2 separate regions of the Mus musculus genome follow, and region 1 is linked to region 2. The links are chromatin loops, found by intact Hi-C in ENCODE. Cell type or tissue: heart. All regions are shown on one strand. Links, peaks and the distances in the headings refer to the core of each region. The heading gives the core; the rest is flanking DNA. Region 1 overlaps Fmnl2 (formin-like 2). Region 2 has its middle 14 kb from the start of Stam2.

The links. Peaks named below come from ENCODE experiments on the same cell type or tissue, not always from the same donor. Only the 100,000 strongest peaks of a DNase experiment are listed, where the experiment ranks them.
Region 1: it touches region 2 in a loop (5-fold over the local background); 27 of 42 quality-filtered maps call a loop at or near these places.

What each region holds. Positions count from the first base shown.
Region 1 is chr2:53,120,804-53,123,720 of GRCm38, reverse strand. Fmnl2 (formin-like 2) reads right to left here. Exons shown (of 27, transcript NM_172409.2): 22 at 1,070-1,233; 23 at 148-249. Among named protein-coding and RNA genes, the nearest start is that of Prpf40a, 69 kb to the left of the region's middle. In heart, for the core only: a CTCF peak has its summit at 1,671 (motif pointing right); no DNase peak of the experiment used is centred there.
Region 2 is chr2:52,754,830-52,757,746 of GRCm38, reverse strand. No RefSeq gene overlaps it. Among named protein-coding and RNA genes, the nearest start is that of Stam2, 14 kb to the right of the region's middle. In heart, for the core only: no CTCF peak of the experiment used is centred there; no DNase peak of the experiment used is centred there.

The DNA.
Region 1 (2,917 bases), core at 199-2,698, 370 kb before region 2:
TTAGCAGGGGAAGAGAGTGAGCACCCAGATCTGCCCAAGGCCAAAGAGCGCTTGCTGCACAGGAGTTAGGTCACAAATACCTCTGGGGGGCGGGGGGGTCACCTACAGGAAACAGAGAAGAAGGCTAAAGGGTGTCCTCGTACTAACCTTGTAGGCTTTCACAAATCGAACAAAGACAGGGAAGAACACGGAGGGTGGAGTTGTCTTGGGATTTTCGCCAAAATATTTCACCACATCATCAAAGGCATCCTGAAAAGAAGCACGATTTTCTTGAATCTCGTTAGTGCTAGGACTGGATGCACTTGGCCAGACGACTAAAGCAAACAAGCTTACCCTGTACCCCATAGGATTCACATCACCTATACCTCACGAAGTGGGGCAAATAACTCACCCCTAGGGCCTCCGGCTGTTTCTTCCCCAACTGCATCATATCACACACACACACACACACACACACACACACACACACACAAAATTTCTTCCATGAGTTTCCTAAGAGCATGACACAACTCCTTAAGCCCTGATGTCAGGAAGGATCAAGGGAGCAACTCTGGCTCTAAATCCCAACTCATGCACCTTGCACTATCCCCATGAGAAGGGACAGTCTCCTCTGTGTTCCACCACAACCCCAAACCAGTGATAGCTATCACTGCCTGCCTCGAGTTGCCGGCACACCACCTCCCGCTCTATGATGCCGTGCACTGCACCCCGGTCTAGGTTTACTTGTGTATCAGAGGTCCCTGGAGTGGCAGAGGAGGATGACGTCTAAGATCTACAGAAAGTCTAAACTCTAGGGATGTTGCTTTGGGAGCCCAGGCCTGGTATGTTACAAACCTGAACACAGACCTGTGCTAGAAGAATTTAGGAGAAAAGGGAAAGGGGAAGAGGGGACTTGTATAGAAAAGCACAAAAGGCCCCACTTGGAAAAGGCAATTTCAAGGACACTAAGAGGAAAATTAGACATTAGCGACATAAGCTGACCCACCAACATTAGAAAAATGTAACGTTACTTTCCCACCACAGAGCCTGTGCCTCCGGTGGCCTGGAAGGGCACGCTCTCCCGGGCTACCTGAGCAATCTTCGCGTCCTCCTGCAGTTTCTTCAGCTTGCCCTCGTTGTGAAGGAGGAACTCTTTCAGCAGGGTGTTGTGGTCATGCATGGTATACTCTCTCTTGGTTAAATCCATCCCCCTCTGCAGCTCCTTCACATCCAGCAGAACGTTCTCCAGGGAGACTGAGGGAGAGCACGCAGCATGTCAGGAAACGTCTCCTGAGAGCAAGTCCGGCAGCTGACATACGTTCTCGGAACAACTTACAACTTACTTAGGACCTCACAGCTAGTTCCCACCTTTAGTCAGGTGGCCTGTCATAAGAGTAATTTATGAACTGCCACTGTCAAATACAAGAAATTCTTCAGATGAACTAATCCCGCTCGTTGCCTGCAGATGAACTACTCCTGCACACTTTGCCAAGGAGGAAAAGCAACAAAAAGAACTTGTGTGGCCTGCCGTAAGTCACACAGTACAGAGACACCAAGGGCCTGGGAAAACAATCCCAGCAACTACTTCTTGTGCGGAAGACCACGGTTCCACCTGCATCCAGCTTATTGGTTTAGCTGTAAGTTCAACAACCCAAGAATATTTTTTCTAGCCTACTCTGGATGCTTTCGCACTCCTCTGACTGTCCAGCAGAGGGCAGAATTTTACCTGCTGAACTGTAATTGCTTAGAACACTAAGACTCAAGGCAACCCTGGAACAGCTTTTTTTTTTTTTTTTTTTTTTTTACCCTTTCTTGAGATATATATATGGCATAAACCTTGCAATAATGCCACCAGCCAGAGTGGGAACACTTCCCAACTCTTACGAGCCACTTTCCCTAGAGAAGGTGGTCCCATGTTGATTTCCCTGCCACGCAGCCCTGTGACTTAGGAATCAAGGCAACGTGTTCTCCCCTTACTAGACCTGCACTATTATACCCCCAGTGTTTCCCCCAGTTTTGCCCCATAATACCTGTGATAGTGGGAAGTGCAGAGAAAGCTCTCCAAACTGTCTGCTGAGCAGCAGAGGAGCCATCCTACCTGACTACATTAAGGATGTGTGTCAGATAGCAGGACACCAGTTCACCCAGTAAGCAGTCAGTCGCTGTATTTTTCTCACAGGCTTTTTTCAAAGGAAAATTTCGTTTCCAAACCACCTATGCTGCTACATCTTGCTATTTAGTCTCCTTAATTGGAATTATACTTAAGAACCTTAATTTAGGGGTCTGGAAAGATGGCTCAATGGTTAGGAGCACTGACTAATCTTCAGAGGTCCTGAGTTCAATTCCCAGCAACCACATGGTGACTCACAACCACCTGTCATGGGATCCAATGCCATATTCTGGTGTGTCTGAAGACAGTTACAGTGTACTCATATACATAAAATAAGTAAATCTTTAAAAAAAAAACTTAATTTAGGCAAAGGAAAGCAATTCCATTATGCCAGCTGCATAAATGAGCCCTTGATGTCTATTCCAGACTGTTTGTAGCCACAAAACCATTTCTACCCACGGTTCTGACTCTACAATGGCCTCTACATCATCTAAGCTAGCCATGTTACAGTTTCATGAATTCATTTATTCACTTATCCAACTTGCTGAAGTCTGAGTGAATTATGCCGTTATATAAAAGCCATTATACCCGTAAGAATTGTATAGACTGCAATGGGCCTATACATTGGTATAAGAAAATTTGACAAATCTGTGAGAGTGTAGTAGAAAGTACTTTTAGAATGCTAAAACAATGGTCATTTCACTTGGCTAAAAAAAAGTCCTAATTGCTATACAGACTCAGTGAGTCTGGGGTTGCTTCAAGAATCTAGTAATAGTTTATAATGAACACTAGGTATTGATGGTTCAATTTCAAATTACCATTTGAAAA
Region 2 (2,917 bases), core at 256-2,755:
TACCGCTGAACTACACTGCTTAGCCACCAACATTGAAAACATATACCTTCTTTATAAAGACTGAAAAACATGCTCTTACAAGGATGCAGGTGAACACAGATGTTGACTAAATTCTGAATTTAAAACGGTGCCTCAAAGCTAGAAGGGGAAATGCTGTTATGATCGAAAATTACCCTATAGCTTATGTAACTAAGGTTCAACATTATTTAGAGTGCTCCTTAAATCTTCAACGACGGTGTATGATAATGGTTCTTATCCATCTTTAAGGTCCCACCCCATAAACTGTTCTGCAGAGACCCATGGCCTTCCTTCTCTTTTTATTTATGTGTCTGTGTAAGTCTAGTTATTCCAGAATAGAAGCAGTATTTCGCTAGACATGGCACTAGTGTGTGCTTGGTGCAAGGCTGTGAACTCTTCATCATGGGGTTCTGGGAGTAGCAAGTGTTCTTAACCACTGAGCTATCTCCCCAGCCTCAGTTTCCTGGAGTTCTAGCACAATAGTCTTTATCACAATCGCTGACTTTCGCACATGAGATTAAGTCTAAACAAATACGTATTTTCTATATTAAAACTAAAACATTGGGCAGAAGATGATGATTGGGTGAATATTTTTTAGGAGCACAGCCCAATTCGTTGACATTCATTAGCAAAGTGACTTATTAGCAGCTACTTTTGCCACTCACTATAAATTATTTGAAATTTGTTATAGGTTGGCATATTACAATGGTGTATTACTCACCTGGTTTCGTAAGGTAGATAAAGTGATGTTGTTAATTTTGGCTAAATTAGGTCTAGCCTGAAATTTGTTTTACTGTTTCTTTGTTTTCTAGAGAAGCTGATTCTGGGGTGAGACAATGTTGCCACCCACTGGGCAGATTGTAGTATGACAGTGAACAAGACCAGTTTTAAATAAACTGTGAAGTAAAAATTAAGCTAGTCCATTTTATCGTTCTTTAATTTCACTGGCAGTAAAAACGTATTGAATTAAATCAACCAGCTCTTTCAGGAGTCCTGTGACAGGAGGTCTTTAGGACTTTAACAGTAAATTCCTTTAAAGCATAGAAAAGCCAGGCAGTGGTAGTGCGTACCTTTGCTCTAGCATTCTAGAAGCATAGGCAGGCAGAACTCTGAGTTCACGTCTAGCCTGGTCTACAGAGAGAGAGAGAGAGTTCCACTACATCCAGGGCTACACATAAAGACTGTCTTATAAAGAAAAAAGGCATAGATAAACATATGCACACATACAATTTACTGAATTTAATCGTTGCTGACTCTTTTAACAGTCACTTTTTAAAATCATTTCTGTTCATTCTTTACTTAGCTTATATTTTACAAAAACCAATTACCAAGAATTACTATTTTCTTCTTCATTGCCCATGCATCATATACTTATTTTTGTGCTTGTGAAACGGGCTCACTACATAGCTCAAGTTGACTTCAGACCTGCAATTATTACGCAGTTATTATTATCTCTGTTGAGTGCTGGGATTGTGGGTATTCGTTGGTGCCCAGCTTCAAATGGGTCTGTACCAAAATATCATTGGTCTATACTGAGACTATACCCGGACATTCCCCACACGTTCCCCTACGTTTCCTCTTCTAGTGTTTGCATATGTCACTCTCCTCATCTGAATGGAATTCCTTGAAAGCAGTCTTTTCGTCGATGTTTTCACGCCCCATCAAGCTGGGACCCCCCCACTACTAGTATTTGGCATTCAGTGGATGCTCGCTCAGTGTTTACCAAACAGTGAATTGCAGGCATGCTCTTGATGCTTTTATTCACTGTGCAGCAACAGTGAGGATAATGCGAGGCAAACGGGAGTTGTTAAACAGCCATCATCTCCGGGCTGATCCCTTCCCTTTACCCTGCTCCAGGTACACAGTGATGGGGACCGGAAGTTAAAAAGAAGGAATCTGTATCAAACTGACCTTGTGCAATGTGTCTGTCCAGAATGTGCGAAGTGCCAAGGATGGGCCACTTATAAGACACAGAAACTTCCAATAGTTCTGGAGACTGGAAGTCCTAGATCGGGGCGGCAGGACAGTCAAATTCTGGTAAGGACTCACTTCCAGGTACAGACTGGCAAATTTTTGTTATTTCCAGCAAAGAAAGAAGAAAGGGGGGAAGAAGAGGAGATGGAGGGAATGAGAGAGGAGTGAAGGAAGTGGGTCAGGCCATTCCTCCCAGCCTCTTCTTATGAGTGTGGCGCCCTTACCTAATAAGTGTGAACTCTTAAGGGCGGTCCCTTCTTGTTCTAATGTAGTAGCTTGAATGAGAGTGGTTCCCATAGGCTCCCATATTTGAACCTTTGGTCCCCAGTTGGTGGCACTGTTTGGGAAGGATTAGGGGGTGTGTCATTAGGGATGGGCTTTGAGATTTTAAAAGGCCATGCCATCCCCAGTAGCTCTCTGCCTCCTGCCTGAGGAGCCAGATGTAAACTCTGGGTTCTGCTCCAGTGCCGTGCCCCTTGGCAGCCGTGCTCCCCATCATATGTCATGGAGCCTACTACTCTCTTAGATTGTGAGCTCCACATAAAAGACATGCTTTCACTTATAAGTTGCTTTGTTCGTGGTGTCCTATAAAGTCAATAGAAAAGTAACTAAGAAATCTAATTATGGGCTGGAGAGATGGCTCAATGGCTAAGAGCACTAACTGCTCTTCCAGAAGTCCTGAGTTCAATTCCCAGTCACCACATGGTGGCTCATAACCATCTGTAATGGGATCTGATGCCCTCTTCTGGTGTGTCTGAAGACAGCTGCAGGGTACTTATATGTATAAAATCAATAGATAAATCTTTAAAATAAATAAATCAATCTTTAAAAGAAATCTAATTATTTCACAAAGGCTAGACCCTTACATGTTGCCCCCTTGAGGATTACATTTCAATGTATGGATTTTAGGGTACATAAATTATTC